5 separate regions of the Homo sapiens genome follow, and all the other regions are linked to region 4. A link is a loop called in an ENCODE intact Hi-C map of the cell type or tissue named here. Cell type or tissue: Caco-2. All regions are shown on one strand.

What was found. A loop is a pair of places that touch in the nucleus more often than their neighbours do. Peaks named below come from ENCODE experiments on the same cell type or tissue, not always from the same donor. Only the 100,000 strongest peaks of a DNase experiment are listed, where the experiment ranks them.
Region 1: a loop joins it to region 4, with 11 times the contacts of the local background. A loop is called at or near these places in 2 of 110 quality-filtered maps.
Region 2: it touches region 4 in a loop (5-fold over the local background); 2 of 110 quality-filtered maps call a loop at or near these places.
Region 3: a loop joins it to region 4, with 6 times the contacts of the local background. A loop is called at or near these places in 2 of 110 quality-filtered maps.
Region 5: a loop joins it to region 4, with 2.8 times the contacts of the local background. A loop is called at or near these places in 2 of 110 quality-filtered maps.

What each region holds. Positions count from the first base shown.
Region 1 is chr7:156,514,143-156,519,142 of GRCh38, forward strand. The region is part of intron 2 of RNF32-DT (RNF32 divergent transcript); the gene reads right to left. Among named protein-coding and RNA genes, the nearest start is that of LINC00244, 24 kb to the right of the region's middle. In Caco-2, no CTCF peak of the experiment used is centred here; a DNase peak (open chromatin) is centred at 2,489; H3K4me3 peaks cover 777 bases.
Region 2 is chr7:156,524,842-156,529,841 of GRCh38, forward strand. The region is part of intron 2 of RNF32-DT (RNF32 divergent transcript); the gene reads right to left. It overlaps LOC112268012 (a long non-coding RNA gene), which reads left to right. Exons shown (of 3, transcript XR_002956590.2): 3 at 56-469. Among named protein-coding and RNA genes, the nearest start is that of LINC00244, 13 kb to the right of the region's middle. In Caco-2, no CTCF peak of the experiment used is centred here; a DNase peak (open chromatin) is centred at 2,890.
Region 3 is chr7:156,558,145-156,563,144 of GRCh38, forward strand. All of the region lies in intron 2 of RNF32-DT (RNF32 divergent transcript), which reads right to left. Among named protein-coding and RNA genes, the nearest start is that of LINC00244, 20 kb to the left of the region's middle. In Caco-2, a CTCF peak has its summit at 2,117; a DNase peak (open chromatin) is centred at 2,146.
Region 4 is chr7:156,612,188-156,617,187 of GRCh38, forward strand. All of the region lies in intron 1 of RNF32-DT (RNF32 divergent transcript), which reads right to left. Among named protein-coding and RNA genes, the nearest start is that of RNF32-DT, 26 kb to the right of the region's middle. RefSeq lists enhancers at 754-923, 1,034-1,153. In Caco-2, no CTCF peak of the experiment used is centred here; a DNase peak (open chromatin) is centred at 2,654; H3K4me3 peaks cover 2,511 bases.
Region 5 is chr7:156,542,811-156,547,810 of GRCh38, forward strand. All of the region lies in intron 2 of RNF32-DT (RNF32 divergent transcript), which reads right to left. Among named protein-coding and RNA genes, the nearest start is that of LINC00244, 4.8 kb to the left of the region's middle. In Caco-2, no CTCF peak of the experiment used is centred here; a DNase peak (open chromatin) is centred at 2,431.

The DNA of each region.
Region 1 (5,000 bases), 98 kb before region 4:
AGAAAGCAGGTTAGTGATTGCCAGAGGCTGGGGTAGGAGCTGGAATTACCTGCAAAGGGACAGGAGGGAATTTGGGGGGTGATGGAAGTATTCTGAAACGTTATTGTGGTGGTAGTTACAGGACTTCACATCCATCAGAACCCAGTGAATAGTACACTCTAATGGAGTGAGGTGCATTTTAGGTAAATTATACATCAATAAAGCTATGGGTGTGTGTGTGTGTGCGTTCACGTGTGTGTGGGAAAACCCCCACATTGCTTACTTAGTAAAGGACACTTGTGCTGGGAACCCGGGGCCTCTGCATCCTGGCCCTGTATGGTCCTGTCTCACTCACCTGCTTACCCATTTTTGTCTTCCACAGACCCATTCATTTGGTAACCACAGACATCTTATGCTTTTCAACCCTAAATGGTTTACGTATCTGATCCAGTGACTTCAAATCCCATTCCACCGTCTCTACCCATTCAAACCCCAGGACTTTGTCAAGACCATTCCCATTCTTTGTCCTCTGTTCCATGTCCCGCCTTCCGATGCTCCTCACCCTCCCATCCGCCTCTGCTCTCGGACCTTCCAGAGCTTGGAGCAGCGTTTCCCTCCTTCGAACATCAAGAACAACCTGTACTTACTGTGTTGCTCCTCACTGCGCACCGCGTGCCATGGTTATTTGTGTTGATGTGTTGGATTTCCCTTGCAGAGGGGTTGCTCAAGTAATTATTGTCGTAATCCACATAACACTATCACATGACTTTGCAGACAGAAGACACTTAATAAGTATTTGTGAACAAGCTTTTGGGGATGCCAGCTGCGTTACCTCCTTCCTTCAGTGTGCTTTTCCATCCTCCCAAAGTGCAGAGTATTTCATGTCTCTCCTAGTCCCACATATTCTAATAGCTCAGAGCTGAGGACTTTCGACTTCTAACAAGATTAGAAGGGCCTCGAAGTGCAGAGCAGGGCTTTCATGTGTGGCCCTGCTAACTCCCAGTGCCAGTCTTCAAGATGAAATAGACATATTGCATCGAGTGAAACGGTTGTTATGCTCGCCTCAAACAAGCAGGACACAGATGAAAAAGAGAATACAGAAGCTATTTTCCTAGCCATGCCAAATCTCTCCACTGTGCCTCTCTTATGTCAATTTCATTTCAGTTTGAACCCCAGATGTTTTCCCAAAATTAACACTTTTTTGTTTCTATTACATTGGCTTTCCCAAGAAATCATTCACAGGGCATTATTTTTACTAATAATTTAAAGGAAAAAATTAACTTGCCCAAATTCTTGGGTGGGACAGTAAGGTTTGGAAAATTGAAAAGTGAGTTTGACAGTTTGATTCCTTCAGGCTACCGATGCTCTCTAAGGGGCCTTATAATTATTAAAGCTTATTCTTCCCCCACAAAAGCCACCAAGAACAGTGTGAATCACAGGCCTGGGAAGTCAGTGGCAGTTTGGGGTTTCCTGAGTCCCTGAGGGAGAGGAGCCCTTCCCAGAACAAACCAGCGGGGTCCAGAGCTACGTCAGATGAGGGAAGGCAACAGAAACTCCATAATGCGCGAAGAGTCAGACAGGATCAAAGTAAGAGTGTTCTCTTGCATCCGAGAGACACTTCCCCCAGACCCCTAGGGAAGGAGAGCTGGGAATTCACACTCCATCCCACAGTCGGTATTCCCACAGGCTGCTGTGTGGGCCTCTCGCAGCTGGGGACACAAGTTCTGGAGGCCATCGTCTGGCTCACATCCTGGCTCCTGTACTTCCCATCTGTATAACCTCAGGAAGGAACTCGGTCTTGACTCAGTTTCCCTCTAAGAAATGGGGACAATGACCGTGCTTAACCCCACTGGGCGGCTGTAAGACATGCAACCATCTTAGACCAGTGCCCGACACAAAGTTGGCACTCCATAAACGCCACATGCTAATGCTGCCATTACTACTGTTCATGCTCACATTAGTGCTTGCCATTCTCACTGCACTGTATAGGCTCACCCAGCCTCATCGGGACCTTTGGCACCAGCAGGAGGTTCCACGCAGACAATGCCAGGCACAGCTGCAGGCAGCACCCACACTGGAGCGGCCCATGGGGCTTTTTCTATGAAGATTCTGCTGCCCAGACCTGGAGAGGCCGGAGAAGCCGAACCCCACCAAGAACGCTGTTTTCACAAAAGCCGTTTGCCTTCACACTGGGTGGCAGCACATGACACTAACTCATTCAAGGTCAGAGCGACCAGACTCTCAACCCTTATTTTCGTTTGCTTGTTCGGCTTTTTTTTTTTTTTTTTTGCATTCCATTTTGTTGACATTTCTGTTGGACATGACCTTAGGTTGACTATCATTTCAGTCACTCACGACACTGAGCGTCTAAAGTCCACAGTCCTTTTTTAAACCGTTTCTACTCATTCACTTGCCTTACAACTCCACAGCCCGCCCCAGGGCTCTCCAACCAAAACCCTTCCTGGCCCCCTCCATCCTAACAAAGCCTGAGTCGAACACGAAAGGAAGATGGTCGCTGAAGCGAAGGGGAGTCATTTGTGTCCGTTCCATAAATCAAGACTGTCGCCTTTCGAAAAGGGGAGGTGTCGCAGTCTGACAGCCTGATCTGTTTCTAGGACGGCGTGTTTCCAGGAAATTCTGAGCACATATATATGCAGGGAGCAGTCATCGTTTTCCTCCTGTCCAGCCTTCTGCCTCCTGCTCCTCCTCTAGCTGCCTCCCTTGTTTCCAGGCTGGAGGTTCAATCCCTCTTCACCATCCCTGCTGAGGGAGGCTGTGTAGCAGGCTGTGTACGGGAGGCATGTGAGAGAGGCTATGTATGGGAGGTTCATGAGGGAGACTGTGTGAGGGAGGCTGGGTGAAGGAGGCTGTCATGGAGGCTGTGTGAGGGAGGCTGTCTGGGAGGCATATGAGGGAGGCTGTGTGGGAGGCTGTTTGGGAGGCTTTGTGGTAGGCTGTGTGAGGGAAGCTGCATCAGGGAGGCTATGTTGGGGAGGCTGTGTCGGGGAGGCTGTGAGGGAAGCTGTGTGAGGGAGACTATGTGAAGGAGGCTGTCATGAAGGTTGTGTGAGGGAGGCTGTGTGAGGGAGGCATGTGAGGGAGGCTGTGTGGGAGGCTTTCTGGTAGGCTGTGTGAGGGAAGCTGCATCAGGGAGGCTGTGCTGGGGAGGCTGTGAGGGAGGCTGTGTGAGGGAGACTATGTGAAGGAGGCTGTCATGTAGGTTGTGTGAGGGAGGCTGTGTGAGGCAGGCTGTTTCAGGGGGGCTGTCAGGGAGGCTGTGTGAGGGAGGCTGTGTGGGAGGCTGTGAAGGAGGCTGTGTGAGGGACGCATGTGAGGGAAGCCCGTGAGGGAGGCTGTGTGAGGTAGGCTATGAGGGAGGCTGTGTGAGGGAGGCTGTGTGAGGGAGGCTGTGAAGGAGGCTGTGTGAGGTAGGCTATGTGAAGGAGGCATGTGAGAGAGGCTGTGTACCAGAGGCCCATGAGGGAGGCCATGTGGGAGACTTTGTGAGGGAAGCCCGTGAGGGAGGCTGTGTGAAGGAGGCTGTGTGAGGGAGGCTGTGTGAGGGAGGCTGTGTGAAGGAGGCTGTGTGAGGGAGGCTGTGTGAGGGAGGCTGTGTGGGAGGCTGTGTGAAGGAGGCTATGTGAAGGAGGCATGTGAGAGAGGCTGTGTACCAGAGGCCCATGAGGGAGGCCATGTGGGAGACTTTGTGAGGGAAGCCCGTGAGGGAGGCTGTGTGAAGGAGGCTATGCGAGGGAGGCTGTGTGAGGGAGGCTGTGTGAAGGAGGCTGTGTGAGGGAGGCTGTGTGAGGGAGGCTGTGTGAAGGAGGCTGTGTGAGGGAGGCATGTGAGAGAGGCTGTGTACCAGAGGCCCATGAGGGAGGCCATGTGGGAGACTTTGTGAGGAAGGCCCGTGAGGAAGGCTGTGTGAGGGAGGCTGTGTGAGGGAGGCATGTGAGGGGGGCGTGTAAGGGAAGCTGTGTATTGCAGGCCCATGAGGGAGGCTGTGTGGGAGACTGTACGAGTGAGGCTGTGTGAGGGAGGCTCACCAACAAGCACACCTCTGACGGATTCTGCCTGTGGGGCAGGCAGGAGGCCATGTCCTTGTGATGGCCGCAGTCACCACGTTCATGGCGGTGCTATTCACAATGGCCACATGTCTGTCAGCAGAGGAACACACAGGCAAATGGTGGCTCTCCACACCATCCATCTCAGACATCAATAACAGAATATTTTATGAATGTAATGGCCTGGTGGACACCCCAGAGGGACTTCAGAGCCATAATGAGCTCTTGGATTAAAATGACCAGGAAAAATGAACTTCAGATGAAATACTTGTTGTAGTTGAGTAAATTAACAAAATTTAATTAACTTTCAATACACAATGACACCGAACAATATCAAAAATATACACTAAGATGATGAGAAAGATAAAAGCCTCTGTGCATATTTGAAATGGCCACAACCTCTCTGACCCACACCTCATCTACCCGCACGTGCTCCATCCCCACCTCTGGAGTATGGGCAGGGCCTGTGACTGCTGGGCCGACATGAGGAGACAGAAGTGATGGCCCAGGTCTGGGCCCAGGCATTAGCATGACGGCAGCGTCCACCTCCTTCTCACAGAATCCTTGCTCTAAGGGAGGCCAGACACCATGTGAGGCCCTTGGCCACCCAGAAACCACCATGTGAGGAGAAGCCCCTGCCAGCCAAGTGGACAGGCTGTCTGGAGGGAGCGAAGTCCCTGGCCAGCCCCAACTCTTCCAGCCACCCCACCCTAGAGGACAGAGAAGCAACTGACAAAGCTTCTAAGACGTTCCAGCACCCGAAGCTGCAACTCAAGAGGAACCAAGAGCCAACAGGCATGAGCGAGGCTCCACAAGTGACCCCAGTGAAGCCACCCCTGACCCATCCGGCTACTTGAGCCGCCCCAGCAACCACAGGGCAGACACCAACCAGCCCTGCTGCACCTGCCTGGACACCTGGACGCCTGGACGCCTGGATGCCTGGCTCACAGCACCGTG
Region 2 (5,000 bases), 87 kb before region 4:
CCCCAAGCATACTTGGTTTGGGCGAACTCACAGACAAAATGAAATTTGCTTCCAGAATCATGACCCAGGCAAACTGCAAGATTCTCGGTAACACGAGAAAGACAGGACTTTGCTCACTGGCTAGTGTTTCCTATCACAAAAATAACAGCAGAGTTCATACTTCTGACAAAGTTTTACAACTAAGGAAGAAAAAAAATCAGGTTCCTGGTTGGTCACCCCTCGGCTCCAGCAGATGTAGGGGCTGGAGCACTCCCTGTGTTTGGTTCAACAAGGCTGACGTCGGGCTCGTGTGCTGGGACTGGACTCCGCCGTCAGCTCCTTAGGACCTGGCAGCTTCTCCTCTTGGCTTTTTGTAAAAATTAGAGTAATTTAAATCTCCAATATGTTGTGGTAATCCATGAGTTTTTAAAGATGATTACACTAGTTTACTAGTTAAACCTTTACATTAAAAACTGTGTTTCCAGCTAAAGGAAGTTTTAATAGTTTCCTTTATTAATTTCTTTATTAATAAAAGGTCTAGTTATTAATAACTTCCTTTATTAATTTCTTTATTAATAAAGGGTCTAGTTATTAATAACTTCCTTTATTAATAACTAGATCCATTGCTCTTTTCCCCTCGAAATTCTGACTCCTAAGAACAAAGTAAGTATTATTCTAATTACCCGCTGTTGCTCTCAATTGCCATGTGGCAGGCCACACAAGTGGATTTTCAATTCACAGGCTGTTTGCTGATGCTAATTTTGTGTCCCAATTTCATCTCCATAGAATATTAATAATTCCATTTATGTTTCAGAATAGCTTTATAATTCTATTTTTTAGAAGCCCTAATATTACATATACTTTTGCAAAATCTAAACAAGAGATTGAAAGATGGTATAACTTAACTTTCTAGGAACTTTCTTGTCAGCACCATAAGAAAGGTAAAAAAATAAAAATAAAATGGAAATGCAGCTTACCTTGAAGTTATGGGGAAGACATAAGTACTAGGAAGGATACTCAGTGTATAAGAAAATCAGAAAAAGAATTATGAGGCTGGGCATGGTGGCTCACGCCTGTAATCCCAGCACTTTGGGAGGCCGAGGCAGGTGGATCACCTGAGGTCAGGAGTTCGAGACCAGCCTGACCAACATGGTGAAACCCCATCTCTACTAAAAATACAAAATTAGCTGGTATGGTAGAACATGACTGTAATCCCAGCTACTCGGGAGGCTGAGGCAGAAGAATCGCTTGAACCCCGGAGGCAGAGGTTGCAGTGAGCTGAGATCACACCATTGCACTCCAGCCTGGGCAACAAGAGCAAAACTCTGTCTCAAAAAAAAAAAGATTCCCCAATCCAGCCACCCACACGATGTTTGAAGATGATATAGTAGCATAATTTCGGAGGCCATACAAGAAGTTTAGATTTTAGATCTTCACAACAAACTTTAATTCCAATTTTGGTTTTAAGTTAAGTGCCTACCCTGGGCCAGGCACTTACAGGGGCCCAAGTACACATTGACGTCTAAAACAGGACACAATCCCAGCACTTTGGGAGGCTGAGGCGGGCGGATCACCTGAGGTCGGGAGTTCAAGACCAGCCTGACCAACATGGAGAAACCCCTTCTCTACTAAAAATACAAAAATTAGCCAGGTGTGGTGGCGGGCATCTGTAATCCCAGCTACTCAGGAGGCTGAAGCAGGAGAATTGCTTGAACCTGGGAGGTGGAGGTTGCAGTGAGCCGAGATTGCACCACTGCACTCTAGCCTGGGTGACAGAGTGAGACTCCATCTCAAAAAAAAAAAAAAGAAAAGAAAAGAAAAAGAATTATGAGGGAGATAAGCTAGAATCATTATCATTAACCTTGGATTATGCTAAAAATAGACTTCTTAAAGGGACTTTACAGATCATTCCGTCCAACAATTTTGAAAGTAAGCGTCATGAGACACTAGACTCCACAAATGTCAAAGGATACCATAGTCACTCACTCACTCACTCACTCACTCACTCACTCAAGAGAGGTCAGGGATCAACAAGCAAATAATTTTGAAAAATTCTGAGCTTAACCAAATTATACAGGTTTCTCTATTTCAGGACATTTAAAGACATTGTGATTCTCCAAGAGGAAGATAAAATGTTTGGCGTTTCCCAAGTCTATCTGATCATGAGACTCTTTTTCCACGAAACATCTTACAGGCTAATGTTGCAAAGAAGACATTTGGGAACCACTCCTCAGATCTGCTCCTTTACATTGAGAGTGAGGAAATAGGGACCAGGGATAATCGGCGGTCCCAGGATTGAAACTCAGGTCTCCACCTTCCCCCTCATCCTCCATGAATAGTCCACCTTCCTGAGTCCATTTGGCTCCCCTCTACTTTGTAATTAGCTCAGCCATGCTTGGCATAGCCCCTTTCAGGCTACAATCCAGTGCCACACATGTACTCAGTAAGTAAGAAAACTCTTCTTTTCATTTTCAAATAATGAAAACAGCTCATGTTCGCTGGGCATCTACTATGTGCCAGGCACTATACTAAACATTTCACCCACATTATCTCATTTAATGATCTCAACAAGCTACGAGAGGGGCCCTATTGTTATCCCCATTTCCCATTTGAGGAAATGGAGCCTTAAGATTGCTGGGCAGTTAGAAAGCTGTGGACAATACTCAAACCCAATCCAAGCACTCAGTCCCCACACACAAATGTGCGGCTGTCTCTCCCACTTAGTGCTCAGTAAATGTTAATGATGACAGATGGTGAGTGACACAGGATAAAATAACAGGAAGAGGTGTTGCAAAACAGGGAAAAGATTGGCCACAGCTTAGAGACTGTCTTGGTTTTCCATTTAAGTGTGCTGTTGGGCCGAGCTAATCATTAAAAGACCTTGGTCTTATCCTGAATCTTGCATTTCTACCTGGCCGGGCTGCTCTTCCTCTGAAACTCTGCCAGTGGGAGGGTTCCACAGAGACTTTGGTCTCCTGTCCTTAATGCCTCTGATTTTTAAACTGAGGTCAAATTCTTCAAGGAAGTAAAGATTGCAAAATATTTCCCAGAAGAACGGTGATGACAGAAGCCAGGTGCCTTATGCCACATTTTGTCATTAAAAAGCCTTAGGTTTTTCTTTTAAGGATGACACTAATCAAAATTACTTATGAGATTGGAGTTCCTCTCCCATTCTTTGCTCACTATTCAAAAATGAAAAGAAGGGCTTTCTCACTTACTGAGCAATACTTATGAGCTGTAACTAGCACATACTCATATCAGCATGGAGACTTTCTGGGACATAAAAAGTGCATATGGAACTACCTCTTGCCTTTTGGGGGCTGATAGTTCATTTGCAGAGATACGACACCCTGAACATTTAAAAAATGCAGAATTTGAGGTGTGCCAGATTTCATAAGGTAAACTTTTATGGTAAATGTCACATTTCTGAGTTAAAGTGAAGAACTTGTGTTCAAGTTGGGGAGACCATTGTGGGCTAGTGTGATTGGAGGCTTTCTCTTGATGGAAGCAAAACTGGAGAAGCTCTAGAAGGATGAACCTGAACAAAAGTGTTGAGGTGCTCTGTCACCACCCTTCAGACCCAGATGGTTTGTTCAGGGTAACAGGAATCAGACCATGCTGTGAGCCAACATCCATGAAGCTGTGGTTTTTTTCCTTGGCTTCCATTTTTGTGCCCCTCCAGCATGGGGGATCATTTTCTGTGAAGCAATGTGTGGGCTACCTGAGTCCCCCAACACACAGGCAGCTCTTCAACATATATCATCTCCATTGCAGTGACAGCTAGTGTGAGAAGTTCCACTTTCTTTATCACTAAGAAAAATGATGAGTTCATGTCCTTTGTAGGGACATGGATGAAGCTGGAAACCATCATTCTCAGCAAACTATCACAAGGACAAAAAACCAAACACCGCATGTTCTCACTCATAGGTGGGAATTGAACAATGAGAACACATGGACACAGGAAGGGGAACATCACACACCGGGGCCGGTCGTGGGGTGTGGGGAGGGGGGAGGGATAGCATTTGGAGATATACCTAATGTTAAATGACGAGTTAATGGGTGCAGCACACCAACATGGTACATGTATACATATGTAACTAACCTGCACGTTGTGCACATGTACCCTAAAACTTAAAGTATAATAATAAAAAAAAAGAAATCTCATCTTCAAATAAAAATAATCCCTGAAGTTAGAATAGTACTTTCTGTCTGCCAAAGGGATTCCATATCTGTTTTTTCATATTTGCACGAAATTCCTCTAAGACAGGAAACACAAACATTATTATCACCATTTAGCAAGTAACAGGAAAAAAATGAGGCCCAGTGAATTTGTCCAAAGTCACAATACCAGACACAGAATCGAAACAAAAATGAATGATCAATCAACCCCAGGGTGCAATGGGCAAAATGTGAATATAGACTGAGTATGGGATGGCAATTGGGAATTTTGTTTGATGTATGTATTAGTCCATTCTCATGCTGCTAATAAAGACATGCAAGACTGGGCAATTTGTGAAGGAAAGATGTCTAATTGACTCACGGTTCAGCATGGCTGGGAGGCCTCAGGAAACTTACAATCATGATGGAAGGGGAAGCAAACACATCCTTCTTCACACGGCAGCAGCAAGGAGAAGTACAGAGCGAAGGGGGAAAAGCCCCTTATAAAACCATCAGACCTCATGAGAACTCATTCACTATCATGAGAACAGCATGAGGGTATCCACCACCGTGATTCGATTACCTCCCACCAGGTCCCTCCCATGACATGGGAGGATTATGGGAACTACAATTCAAGATGACATTTGGGTAGGGACACAAAGCAAACCATATCAGTGTGATAGTGGCATTGTGTTTACCTTGGAAGGCTTCCTGATTTTGGAAAGGTAAATGCTGCAGCTCTATAGGACCAGGTGCCGTGACATCTATAACATCCTTAATTCATCTTAGATGCTTCAGCAAAAATGCCACGGCAACAAGTTGCCAACTACTAAGGTATGCAGCAGCTAGACATGGGTTTCCAC
Region 3 (5,000 bases), 54 kb before region 4:
GCCTCAGCCTCCCGAGTAGCTGGGACTACAGGTACCCGCCACCATGCCCAGCTAATTTTTGTATTTTTAGTAGAAACGGGGTCTCACCATGTTGGCCAGGCTGGCCTCGAACTTCTGACTTTGTGATCTGCCCACCTCAGCCTCCCAGGTTCCTATTATTCTTTTGTGCCCACAATGATGAACACACCTGGTGATTCAGACCTCAGGAACCCTGGCCTCATCCCATGCTCTGATCTCATCCACACTGGCCTGTTGCCTGGTTAATGAGCTGTGATATCATAGCTTGTGAGGATGCATACTTGAGCAGGGATGAGACGCTAGGCAATGTTAGAGTCAACGCAAAGAAAAGAAATAAATACATTCCAAGCAGTACAGAAGGAAAAAAAATCTTAGGTATAATGGTTTTTTTCATAAAAGCATTCTAATTTCCTGAGTACATATTATAGTAATGTTTTAGTTTAAATGTTTTTTGATACAGAATTTCACTCCATTGCCCAGGCTGGAGTGCAGTGGTGCAATTGAAGTTCTGCTTATGATCATCTAATCTTAGAAAATAAAGTTAAGAAGTTGCTAGCCGATATATTAGAATATTTCCCACAAAAGGTGATCTTTGTCCCTTGAAAAGCAGAACCAAAAGTGGTTCCATGTATGTTTCAGAGTCATATAAACGTGGACCGCTGTGGAGGCAGCAGGACTCGCTCAGAGGAATGCTTGGAACATTATCATTTTTAATTCTAAATCCTCAAATGAGATAAAGTAGCCATCAAAATAGATTCCCGGCCTCTGATGGGATCTTGGGGAGCTAAGCCCCAGCTTCTGGTGTGAGCAGCCTAGGCCAGGTGACCAGGTCATGAGTAGGCCCATTTCTAACAGAGGGGTGGGGGGGGGTCTGCGTGGCTCAGGGGTGCATCCGGGAAGAAGACAGGGACCTGCTCAGGCGCGGCGACCACTCCAATGCACAAGCTGCTTGCTTTTGGCCAACTGGACTCCAGTAAGCTTCTTCACTGAGAGCTACAACAACCTGAAAATGATGACTCAGCCACAGGCATGACCAGGGCCACAGCTCGCATCTGTCCGTGCCAGGGAGGCTGTCCTTCAGAGCAATGGGCAACTGGAGCCTCTCCTGTCCTTGATCGCCTGGGCTGCCATAGCCAGGTGATGGCCTTCTTATCCAGGCATGGTGACTCGTGTCACCAGAGGGAGGGAGAATGCTTCCCATGCTAACCATGTTTGACTGTCCCTTTGTAGAACATTCTGATGTGTGTAAAGGATGAATTTGGGAATCTCCAAGCTTGGTTGACTTTGTAAAAGGAAAAGGTAAGAGATAAATGTGGACTCTGCCAATCCAGCACTGTCTAGGAGAGAGGACACTTTGAGACCCCCACACCTCTCGAGAAAGGCAACCCAAAGGGGAGCTGGGCACTGGGGTTCCAGGCAGTGGGGTCCCAGTGTCCTCATCCCAGGAGTGAGACCACCCCCACTGGATGCCAATAAAGCCCCTGAGGACAGCATTCACCTCCTTCTCTCTTGGGATTCCTGTTCACCGAACAGAGCACTCACTCCACACTCTCCCCTGGTATTCTGAGCCCTTCCACTGTTGCTTCGCCTTATAAATTAATAAAGCAGGGCCAGGCATGATGGCTCACACCTGTCATCCCAGTACTTGCTGAGGCCAAGGCAGGAGGATCTCTTGAGCTCAGGAATTTGAGACCAGCCTGGGCAACATAGTGAGACCCCCATCTCTGCTAAAAATTTTCAAAAAAAATTAAAATTAGCTGAGTGTGGTGGCCCACCTGTAGTCACAGTTACTTGGGAGCCTGAGGAGGGAGGATCACTTGATCCTGGAAGGTCGAGGCTGCAGTGAGCCATGATCGCACCACTGCACTTCAGCCTGGGCTGAAAGTGAAATTCTGTATCAAAAAACAAAGCAGACAACAAACAACAACAACAACAACAACAAAGTGGCATTCTGATTTCATGCATGTGTCTCATGAGTTCATTTAGGATAAGTTTGTCCCTGGGATTGGCAAGACTTTCAGGTTAGACCCAGAGCGCCAGGAAATCATGATGGCATCCCTAAAGACCTGTTGGGAGACAGTGAGCAGAACTTCCCTTGGCCGCCCCTAGAGGCTGCCACGAGTCTGGGAACATTGTGACTTTCTCTCCCAGGATAACCCACACTCCTGCAAGCGGCATTGAGGTCTTCGTCACCTGGCTCAGCCCAGCTCCTGGCCTCAGACCGCAGCTTTCTTATGCTGCACTTCCCAGCAACTCACAACTACTTGTACCCCACACACCTGCCCATGAGTGTGCATCCGCCCATCGCACGCACACAGCCTTATTCACAAGTGGGTCCTTAGCCTGCGGCTTCCTAAAACACCTACCCCCGATCTCCACGCCACAGGCTCCCTCGGCTTTCAGGTTTTGGCAAGATCACTTCCTCTTTATTGTGGCCAATCCCACTGCCCCAGCCACCTGAGCCCTCCCTGTCTCCATCTCCTCCGTCGTCATCATTTTATTACAATATTTAATGTATCTGTCTCCTCCCAGATAGTGAGCTTCCAGAGATGAGCAATTCTATAACTTTTAGATGCCTGGGATTTGCAACCTACTAAGTACAGGTATTGTAGGTGTTTCTCAAATGTGAAGTGAATAGCTAGAGCAAGATGTATTATCTATGTGTCAGAGGAAAATGCAAATGCAGTGAGTCTCCTGAGTGTTTCCTCACAGCACCAGGAGTGAAATGTTGGAGGAGGCGGAATGAGGCCTGAAGGAGCTTCCACCCGACCAACACCGGAGCCATGGGGAGGAGGGGGCTCCGCGCTCTCCCTCTCCTCTTCCCCCCTCTCCCTCTCCTCTTCCCCCCTGTCCTGACTGCTGGAGCCTCTCAGGAAGCAGTGTGTGAGAAAGGCGTGAAAATGAGAGTGAGGGGGATGAACTCCAGGCATCTGCGGGATCTGCCATGAAGAAGGAAACAGAAGGCAGGAAGTCACTGTGTGACTGCTGGAAGGAAAGAAAATTCCAGGGGCCAGCCATCCATCCAGGGCAAGTGTGCCTGGGTATCTGTTCATTTGCAAAAGTGCCTAAGTCTTCAATTACCTGTAAAATCAGACACACTTTCTCCCAACAATTTTTCTAAATTGGGTAAAGAAAGATATTAAATCCAATTTATAATATAATAAATTTTCCAAATTTGAAAAACTACTTTATATTCTCTAGGGAAGAGTCAGGCTGGAGGAATCTTGCCTTAACTCGCAGCTCCTACAGATTGCTTTTGACCATGAATATCTCATTTTATAGTCCCATTTTTCTAAGTGATATCCTGAACTAAGGAATAATTTAGATAATAAATCCATTTCAATTACTGTCCATTAGAAGACAGGAAAACATTAAGCCCAACCAAAGCTCGTGGGAATTATGGTTGCCCTTGCAGGTGAAAATGAATTTAGTGCAGCCATAGGTGATGCTGCCCTCCTCTAGCCCACGTTCTTTCTTATGGAAAGAGCACTCCACATTCAAACGACATGTTTCTCTGTCGTGCTTGTGAATGAAGAAACCATCATCTTTGAATTTTCGTAACACAAACTCGGACCCCATGACACAAAGTCACAACAGTGTGGGTCACAGAACTGTCTGATTCCCCGTCCCTTCCCACTCTCCTCTCCTCTCTCCTTTCTTTCTCTGACCTCCTTTGCTTGGCCATTCTGCAGCTCAGGAGACCTTCCCGCATTTCCAGACAGAAGCAGACAACAACTTGGCGGGGGCTGGGAGGCCCAATGTCAAATCTCTCAGAGAATCTGATCGGCTCCGCCTAGGTCAATACCCACCCTGGTCCACTCAGCTGTGCCATGGCCATCAGATCACACAAGTCGAACATCACTGATGGGTCAGGGCTCAGAGAAAGCAGCTGGTTCAGGGGTTAAGCAAGTGCTCCCGACATTTACTTCATAGTTTTCCCTAAAGCATTATGGGAAAAGTACATTTTGAAATACAGACAGGTCCCAAATTACAACAGTTGACTTATAATTCTTCACCTTTACAATAGTGTAAAAAGGGAGATGCCTTCAGTGGAAACCACACTTCAAATTTTGATCTTTTTCCAGGTTAACAATATACCATAGGATACCCTTACACTGCCTAGCAGCATCTGTGGCTCCCAGACAGCCAGCCCCACAGCCATGAGGGTGAGCAGCCTACCCTCAATAATTTTGCCAACTACGGGCTAACAAGCATGCTCTGAGCATGATTAAGGTAGACGAGGCTAAGCTGTGGTGTTCCGGAGGGTAGGTATATTAAATGAAATTTCAACTTCTGATATTTTCAATTTGAAATGGGTTTCAAGTTGAAGTTTCAATGGGTTCCTCATCATAAATTGAGGAACATCTGTAATTATTTATGCCTACATCAATGAGAAGATGGAGAAGTTTATTTTTCTTGTTTCCTTATGATTATTAGCATACATGCATCTTAACTCTTTTTAAACAGTGAGGAGCATGGGTAAAGATGGCCCAATTCCATCCTGTGTGAAGCTCTTATCATCACTCATGTTCAATCAGGATAAATAATTAAATAGCAATTATTTTGTTCTTCATCATTCACACTCATAATAATCATGGGAAATTCATCACGAATTTAGTAATTCCAAGGGGCTTTCAAGATGATTGATCAGAATGAGGAAGAGGAAATTGGCAAGGCTGATGAAAATATACTTGTTTGTCCTAGAAAATTACATCACACACATCCTTTTGTGTGATGGAGAATGGAGATGGACTTCCTCCTTACCATGCCGGCTGCTCCCTCTTCTCCCTCATTCTCTCAACCCTACCAGGCTCACTTCAAGGGCCATCAATGAGTCCCATAAGCCTCACAGGCAATCCACTGATTAAACTCTTCCTTCAGAGGATAATGAAGGCAGGAACTATAAGTGGATTTAAGAATTATTGGGATAAAATGGTAATATTAGAGTCATAAATGGCTACAGAGAGAAGGCAGGATATATT
Region 4 (5,000 bases):
GAGGGCCATGCCCAATGCCCACTGAAGCATAAGAATAAATGGTGCTTTGCCAGCTATTTGGGCATCCCTTAATACCCTGTCACCTTGACATCCAAAATCCACCATCCCAAGCTTCCCCCCTTGTCACTTTGGTACCCATACACATCTCCTTAAACCCGATTTAATCTCCAAATAAAGACAATAACAAGGTCATATTTCTGCCTAGCATGATACAGCCATGCTGTATACAACCAAAATCACATAGAAAACCATGCTGTGGTTTGAACATGCTCCTTCCAAAATCCAGGTGTTGCCAATGGGATGGTATTAAGAAGTGGGTCTTTAAGAGGCGATTAGGCCATGAGACTAAATGCCCTTGTAAAGGGGCTTGCTGGAGGGAGCCGGCTCTCTCTTGCCTTCTGCCAGTGGTCCTCCAGCTTTAGCTGCATCAGAATCACTGAGAACACAGCAAGAAGGCCCACACCAGATGCCAGCACCTTGACCTTGGACTTCCAGCCTCCAGAACTGTGGGCAAATTAATTTCCATTCTTTGTAAAGTACCCAGTCTCAGGTATGCTATTGTAGCAGCACAAACAAAGACACCTTTACCTGGTAAAGGTAAAGAGAACCTTGGATGCAAGCAATAGATAAGCTTTAAAATTCCTGAGGTAAGATCTATACGACAAGAAACACAGCTTATTGCTTACTTGAGAGAGTGTCTGTTCATTTTAATTTATCAATAGAATCCTCCTATATCTGATTTGGAGATATTCTTTAAAACTTCAGATTTCTTTTTTGCAGGGAGGCAGAGAGAGTTTGCCCCATTTCTCCTCCTCTCTTACGCTTCACCATGAGCTGGGTGTTTTCCGACCACAAAGCCACAGCAGCTTTCTGTCCTTGAGTTGAAGTGGTGAATATTGGCTCCACCCAAGATGATTCTAAAGCACAAGCCACATGGGCGCGTGGCTCAGATCCCCGTGGCGCCACTCTGCCAGTCACATCCTCTCTCAAGCAGGCCTGCAGCCCGGTGACGAGCACCCTCCACCCGCTGACTGAGAAATCAAAGGTTCAGGCCTCATTTACAGATGATTGTGCACAATACATGCTACATCTGCCCAGAAATGGAGAGACGGCTCTGAAGGACAGTGTTGAGGGAAGTATTTGCAGTGGGCAGAACTCCCAGAAAAGCACCTGGCTGTTCATTTTGCCCCAAAGAGAATATGGCCCAAGACAGCAGGAGCCATCAGTATGAATGGATGGCCCAGGACTTGGAAGGAATACAGCTGGAAAACTGATAACAGGGCAGTCTCTGCAGGAACTATGTGGATAGACTTCTTCGGTGGACACGGAGTATGGATAAATTTGTGTTACGCGGGAAAGCTTACCAAAGGGCAACTTCATCGGAGAAGGCTTAGAACAGATCCCAGTCTTTCTGGCACCAGAGACCAGTTTCGTGGAATACAATTTTTCCATGGACCTAGGATGGGGATGGTTTTGGGTTGATTTGAGCACATCACATTTGTGCACTTTATTTCCATTATTATTACATTGTAATATATAATGGAATAATCATACCACTCACTGTAAGGTAGAATCCGTGGGAACCCTGAGCTTGTTTTCCTACAACTAGCCAGTCCCACCTGGGCGTGATGGGAGGTGCTGGCTGCACATGGGCACCAGGAAACTCGTGATGATGGGTATGTTTTTCATTGTGATTTCCATGGTGGTTACAAGACAGTCTGCACTTGCTAAAATTCATAGAATTGTAAAATTTTAAAGGGGTATGTGTTTTTTAGCTCAATATACTTGAATTAAAATACACCAGGTACATAAATATAAATGGACAGGAATATTCTTACTACAAAACACAAAACAGAGAATGCCAATAACTAAAGGAATGCTTGAATAAATTGTTGCATCTGGACCATGCATTATTCTGCAGCTATTAATGATCATTTTAATATACAAGTTTAAAATTCCTACTAATAATTAACTCTGCAAATGCAGATTTAACAGCATAGCTGAATTTCTTTTGAGAATCATTCTCTAGAAGAGTACAGACTTAGGTATGCAACAATGTTCCTCATTCCAAACCTCTTTATTTTGCCGTTTTATTGATCTGGGCCATTGTCTGTTAAAAATCAGAAAGGAAATGGAAGTACACAGCTATCCTGGGACACGATTAATTTATCTCACAGAATAATCAACCCAAGCGCAATAAAAAGAATCTGAGACCAAATGTTCAGATTAAGATTATATGTTGTTGCTTTTCATCCAGTTTTTACGGTGTTTAAACAAGGATTTGGTGGAGCCTTGACTTCTAAAAGGTCACACTGTGCGACACTGCTCTAAATCTTTGTCTGATCTCACAACAAGGTGAGTTTCCTTAACGCTGCCACGAATCAGGTAAAAGGCACGCCAAGGTGAAAGTTAAATAAGAAACGATCTCAAATAGCATTTTTTAAAAGGCAAACATCAACCTTGTAAGTATTAAAAGCACGTTCTAAAATCCACTCTGATGACAGTTGAAGAAAGCCGCCTTTATGTGCACGGAGTCCCGGCTCTGCGCGGTCTTTTAAATGCGAGTGTTTACCTAAGGCTGCAGGCCAGGACCAGGCTCTGGCCTTGAGGAGGTGCCTTTGGGTTGCACACAGTGAACCCGATCTTTAACTCATAAATCGCTCTACACCTTTGTCTCCCCCGAGAAAGGCAGAGGTCTGCTCTCTCACAAGAACGTACAAGCCTCTTTAAAGTCAGGTGGCTTTTTACTCCGCGTCTCCATGCTTGTTGATTTAGAGTCTCTGAGTGACAATGCACATCACTGGCTTTTTTTTTTTTTTAGCTCTGTCATCTGTGCTACTGAGTGTACTTTGCCTCAGATCAAAGTTGAAAGCTTCTAGAAAGATACACAAACCACAATGTGACAAATAGCATGCTGTGTTTGACACAGCAAACAATAAATTACTTTCATCAATCCAGATAAAGAATCCCATGTTTTCAATGCTAATTCTGATGTCTGAAATGATAGAACTTTACTACACTCTCAAAGAATGAGGAGCTTTAAATAATGAGGAAAAGACACAAAACTCACATACCAGAAGTTCTGAAATTGCCATTGTTCAAAAACCTGTGGTTTCAACTTGCTAAATTTAAACTCTGCAAAACTTAAATGGAATGGTCTATATTCAAATAAAAAATGTTCATTTGTCTCTATTTTCTTAGTTTAAAAACAATTTTTCTGTGGTATATCTGTACCCAACCAGACTGTATCAAAAGAAGGTTTCAATATTATTTAACAATTCTACAACAGCCTATTTCTTTCCCATGTTAACTTTTGCCACAAGGTGCCCATTAATAAGGAATGGCATTGAATAAAGTTGCCACATAATCACTCATTAGACCCAGGTGGTACGTCTCATCGGCCATAGTCTGGGCCAAAGAACAAAGGACACTGCGTTTCCTGAGCACTGCTGCCCACTAGGCCCTGGCAAAGGGTCTCACAGGTTACCTAATTTAATCCCTCCACAATCCCCCGAGGCGGATATTATCACTCTCATTTTCCAAATGAGGGACTGAAGCTCAAAATAAGTGCAATAAGTTGCCCAAGACCATACGCACCCAGTGACAGAGCCGAGCTCTGCACCTGTCCTTTTACTTGTAAAACCCAAACTGTATGGGAACAGTTCCTTCCAATGAATGAGTTACTCTAACACTTAAAAACGGATGCCTTCACCTTTTCTTTCAGAACCCTTCCTGAATCCGGGAGAAACCCTCCTGTTATTTCACCTGTTACAAAGTAGTTTAATGTACTTCTACCACCGGATATTATGAATTCCACAACATCCTTCGGCTGCCCACTCCGGGTGGGTACTGGGCCGCGTGGTGAGGACAAACAGTTAAGAAAACAGGAAAACAATATTTTGGATCCCAGGAGAACTGTGTTTTCCACTTATAAAAAGTATATACATATATGCACTTTATATATATATATATACACACACACACACACACACATGCACTATATATATACACACACACACATATGCACTTTATATACACACACACACACACACACACACACACCCCTATATGTTTGGATTCAGACGTCCCGCCAGAACCTGAAAGTTCAACTGTGGCCAGCCGTCACCCCTCCACAGTCTCAGCGGGCTCCACCCGCACGTGTCAGCGCCCGCGACCCGGGATCCTCCAGAACCACAATTTGGGAGTGGGCCGGTTTAGGGTCAGCAAAAACGCTGGGCTGAATGTATCATCACAGAACCCAGGAGGGAACCAGCAAAGCGGCGTTGGCGCCCCGGTCTTTCCTGCGTTGGCGCTGGCCGCGGGGCCCAGCACCCGGGACGTTGGCGGCGGCAGAAGGGAAGGCCCCGGCCGCCCTGCTCCGCTCCGCTACAGCTGCAGGCCTCTGCGGTGACGGGTGGGGGCAAAAACCCTGCAGAAAAGTCACCGTCACACGCAGAGTCCAAAACTCCCCTTTCCCCGCTGGAACCACTTTCTCCAAGGAGCTCCGCCCCGCGCTCTCCCCGACCCCGTGCGCCCCCAGACCTCGCGTCCCCCGCGCTCTCCCCCGCCGCGCCCTCCTGCCCCGCGCCCCTCCTCGCCCCGACCCCGCGCCCCTGCGCCCGGGCTCCAGCCCGGTCCCTGCCGCCTCCCGCGCCCCGCGCCCCGCTCCTGCCCGCGGCCCGTCCCCTCCCTGCAGCGCAGCGCTCTGGGTTCGGGTCTCTGCCCTCTCCACCCGCCTTTCCCGCGAGTCTTCTTGGCTTCCGTGTCCCCCTCCCCAGCCGGGCGTCACCCCCGCACCCCGCATCTGCGCCCCCCTCCCGCTAACCCGCGGCCTCCGCAAGGGCAGCGCGCTCAGCCGGGTGAACCTGGAACTGTGTTCCTGGCCCAGCGCTTTCATAAAAGGGCGCGGAATAGTAAGTCCTAGTTCAAGGAATAAACACGGATCCCCACTGGCCATGCCGGGACTGACGCAGGAAAAGACGCGAATAAAAGCATTCATT
Region 5 (5,000 bases), 69 kb before region 4:
TATATACGCAATGGGATATTATTCAGCCTTAAGAAAATATAAAAGGAAATTCTGTCATTTGCAACAATAAGGATGAACCAGGAGGACATTATGCTAAGGGAAATATCCAGGCACAGAAAGAAATACTGTGTGACCTCACTTACAGTGAAATTTAAAAAGTCAGTCTCATAGACACTGGAAGCAGAAAGGTGATTTTTGCCCCAGAGGCTGTGGTGGTGGGGAGAGGACGATGCTGATCCAAGGTCTCCCTTCGCATGGAGGAAGAAGTTCTAGTGATCTAATGTGCTTCATGGCAACCACAGTTAATAATAACATACTGTATATTTCAAAATTGCTAAAAGAATAGATTTTTAACATTCTTATCACATACAAAAAAATAAGTTGGTGAGGTGATGGATATGTTAATTAGCTTGATTGAATCTTTCTACAATGTATTACCTAGATCAAAACATCACAGTTTACCCCAAAAGTATACACAATTATTTGTCAATTAAAAACAATATGTGGCCAGGCACAGTGGCTCACACCTGTAATCCCAGCACTTTGGGAGGCCGAGGAGGGCAGATCACCTGAGGTCAGGAATTCGAGACCAGCCTGGCCAACATGGTGAAACTCTGACCCTACTGAAAAATACAGAAACTAGCTGGGTGTGGTGACGGGTGCCTGTAATCCCAGCTACTTGGGAGGCTGAGGCAGGAGAATCGCCTGGACCCGGGAGGTGGAGGCTGCAGTGAGCCAAGATGGTGCCACTGCACTCCAGCCTGGGCGACAGAGCAAGACTCCATCTCAATAGTAATAATAATAATAATAATAATAATAATAATAATGTAAAAAGTAATGTCTATTAAAAAAGTAGGGTAAGTACACTTTTGATGAAGATTTTTGTTTGATTAAACAAAGAACTAGAATGTGTTTGGGACTAGAGGTGGAATAAAACATTATTTTCTCAGGTTGATTTTTCACTCACAGAATCAGGAAGGCATTCCAATTCATTGAAAGGAGAGGCAGAGTGGGCGAACCTGCACCGGGCACGCGCACATGTGAGAAGCGCTGCCTGTGGCCGCTGGGAGGCTGCGCCATGGCCCGCTCCGGAGAGCTGCGAGGTGGCTCTGCGAGGTTTGGCTGGAGCTGGGCAGCGAGGCCTGCCCACGGGTGGGAGAGCCGCCGACCCGTCATGTTTGCTTCTCCCGCGCGCAGCCTCATGGGCCTGCGGTGAGATTTATGGTATCTATTATTGAGTTGTAGATCAGCCGAGATATTGCATGTCAGTGTAAACACCTTTTCACACTCTTCACCATATAACTTGTCATTTTTAATCTCCTACATTGATGTTAAACATCTCCTTACCATCAAACTGTAAATACAGCATGGACCATTTTTCTACGTGACTAAAAAGAGTGATTGAAGAGCTGATTAAAAAAAAAATTCCTTGATTTATTTCACCCGAGTTTCCTCAGAAATATGCTATGATTTATGTCCTAGCAGAGGCTGTCTGATTAGTTCACTCTGGGCTAAAAAGGCAAACCATTAAAGGCATTAAAATTTCAACAAGAACGTTATCTCCACAGTCAGCACAATAGTGACATCTTGTGCCTAGGAACTCGGGAGATAGCACAGCCCTGCCACTTCTCGGGTCAAACCTGGGGCCCCAGGAACCAGCACACGGCCAACCGCGCACAAAGACTAAACTATTTAAAACGTTGACGGTTCCTCCATAGACGGACGGACTCCAGCAAGGGAGGCTGCTTTTTGAGTTAGACTTTCCATGTGCAGAACACAACTGGGTGGTCCTAGCGCCTTTTCTCATCATACAAGAGAGTCTGCAGCTTCCAGGCGTTCCAGGGCCAGGGTTCCAGCCCCACTCAGGCCAACTTTAAATCACGAGCCCATTCTTCTTCTGTAAAGTAAAGGCCTCAAGTCTGAGGTCAAACTTTTCATATTTACAGTTCTTGGATTATTTTCATTAGGAAGACTATTAAAAGGAAATAGAAAGCCTGTCGCATTGTCAGTTAACACATTTTGTATCACATTAAGACAAAGACAGTGCCTCTCTGTCTCAAGGCGTCCTCGGTTAACACTAACAGTTACCTGTAGGCACAGACCCAGGCAACCACAGAACTCCAGCACAGCACACAGAAGGCGCTTCCGTGGCTCCCACACACCTGAAGGTCAGCTAGGGGTCAGCCGATCTAGGCTGGGTTCAGCTAGAGCAGCTCACCTCTGCTCCTCCAGTCTCTTCCTGGGAAGAGTGGGCTATCCTGGGCCAGGTCCCAACTCAAAGGAAGTGGGCTATCCTGGGCAAGTCCCCAACACAAAGGAAGAAGTGCAAGAGGCTGGGGGAAAAAAGGCCTCTGAGTTCTAGGCTTATGCCCCGTTCCATACGTCAATGCAACTCACACATCTGAATCCAAAGTCCAGGGCAGGAAAATGCAAAGCACCCCTTCAGCAGGTGGAGCTGCAGAGTCACATGTGTGAAGTCATGTGAATAACCCGAAGTCTAAGGAGGAGTAAAGGAGGGAACAGGAAGGCAATCTACCACTCCACACTGGGAGAAAAGTGAACGGAAATGCAGAGACCCCATCTGCATTTCCATTGTTCCTTGCACAGTAAACGCTCCAACCAACCCAACTACCAGAACCCACTTATTTGATTTAATTTAATAAGTATTTGTTTTGACTCTGTCTGACCAAGCCTTGGTGGTAGGCCAGAATCGGGGAACTGGTTTACCCACCTCCTACTCAGGCCTCTGGACATGCACCGCCTGGCCAGAGATCACACCAGGTAATACGGGGGCATATGCATTCAATACTAATGAGGCTTCCTGCTCATTACACAGAACACCAGAAAACACACACAAGATAAGTACAGGTTTCATTCAATCACTCTTTGAAAACACATCATCAAATTCAAATGAGTAAAGCAAACAGGTGTGTATTCCGAAGTAAAAAAAATTAAAAATTTTCTTTTTATAAAGAACTTTAGCATAAAAACCTGGATGTGAGAAACCTGGGAATACCTTAGTCAACAATTTGGATATAAAATTATTTTTAATTTGTTGGCACTGAGGTAATATTTTTTTTCTCAGTATGATGGCCTTTTTATCCAAGCATATATTTGTGAATTTTGTGTTAGACTTATTCTATATCTGACACATTTCGTGAATGGGCCGGAAAGGTCTCCTGACATCAGTTACAGGCCTGAGAAAACTCATTACTACAGCGTTTTAACAATTTTAAATTCAGGTGTTCCCTGTAGAGTAACAGATGAAATGCACACAGGATCTCTTGGGGAGGAGACTGAGAAACGTGGCACAAAGCTGTTGTTGCCCAGGAAACAGACACAGCAGCAGAAAACCACGGGAGGGCTGCCTCCCGGTCCGTCATCATTGGAAAGCCTCCTGTGCTGCAACTGCTGTCCTTCCAGCAGTTAGAAATCACGGAAGTGAACACGGATGATGATGAGGATGAAGGGAAGGGGTGGCTGCACGGCGAGATCTCTCATCCATCAGAAACTGGGTCTTCTCCAAGCTCTGAAAGACTCTCTTGGAGGTGCATGTTGCACTAAGGAGCAAAGTGACAACATCCAAAATGTGCTTTTCTCAGTTCAGCAGAGAAGTTGTACACACATCAGTTCAACATGGCAAGAACGCTCACCAACGATTATCTGCACCCGTGTGCTCCTCACAGCATTCTTCAACCTTCCTGCTGCGCTTGAGCCTTTTCCAAACAAAAACGTTTAAAACATTCAAAAATAAATAAATGTCCTCTTGCGGGCTTCTTGCCAAGATGTCATTATAGCATCAGTTTTGAGGTTCCCTCTCAGGCCCAAACATTTACCATGACAGATAAAATCTACCAACCACACCACCCCCCGCCCCACCCCCTGCCAAAAAAAAAAAAAACATGATCAAGCTCAAATTTAGCTAAATAACTCTATGAACCAAAGGTGATACAAAAATGGAAAGCTGGCTGAGCATGGTGGCTCACACCTGTATTCCCAGCACTTTAGGAGGCTGAGGTGGGTGGATCACTTGAGGCTAGGAGTTCAAGACCAGCCTGGACAACATGGTGAAACCTCATCTCTATTAAAAATACAAAAATTAGCTGGGCGTGGTGGTGCATGCCTATGATCCCAGCTACTCAGGAGGCTGAGGCAGAAGAATTGCTTGAACCCAGGAGGCGGAGCTTGCAGTGAGCCGAGATGGCGCCACTGCACTCCAGCCTGGCAACAGAGCGAGACTCCATCTCAAAAAAAAAAAAAAAAAAAAAAAAAAAAAAAAAAAAAGGAAACCTGAGAGTAGTGGAGTTTGAAAACAGCACGACAACCATGACACAGCATCCCCGAGGTACCAGGTAAACCAGGCTCACAGACGAGCAGGGCCAGAGGAGGGTCCGACCCGTTTAACGCAGCCAGCAACATTAACACTAGAACCAGAGCGGGAAAATGCAGGAAAACGTCACTTGCCATCCCTGCTCTTGCTCACACACGCAAGAATTCCAAACTCAATATTAGCACATCAGCCGTGTATACAGATCATTTATCATGGCAACGTGGGATTTAACCCAAGAGTGAAAATGGTTCAACACCAGAATATCTACAAAGTAACTACTAAGTTAACCTAACAGATTAAAGAAGAAAAGACATATGCTCTCCTCAGTTGATTCAGAAAAATCATTTTATAAAATTAACAATCATTCATGTGTTTAAACAATATACAAAATAGAAAGGAACTTTCTTAACCTGACTTTTTTTTTTCCAAAAAAAAAAAAAAAAAAAAGGGTCGGGGGAAGAATCAAAAACTCACAGCAGGGCATGATGAAATTTCAGCTCACTGCTAGGTGCCTGTCTAATTCTTCAAATCAGTATAGGGTTGCTTTTCCCTTGCAGCTTCCAAGAGGACAGTTATTTATTATTGATGTTTTAAATTTTTTTTATTTGGAAAAAGCTCAAGTTGCTGATGTAGGAGGTTGCTTGTGGTGAGCCAGTGCTCCTGCCAATAT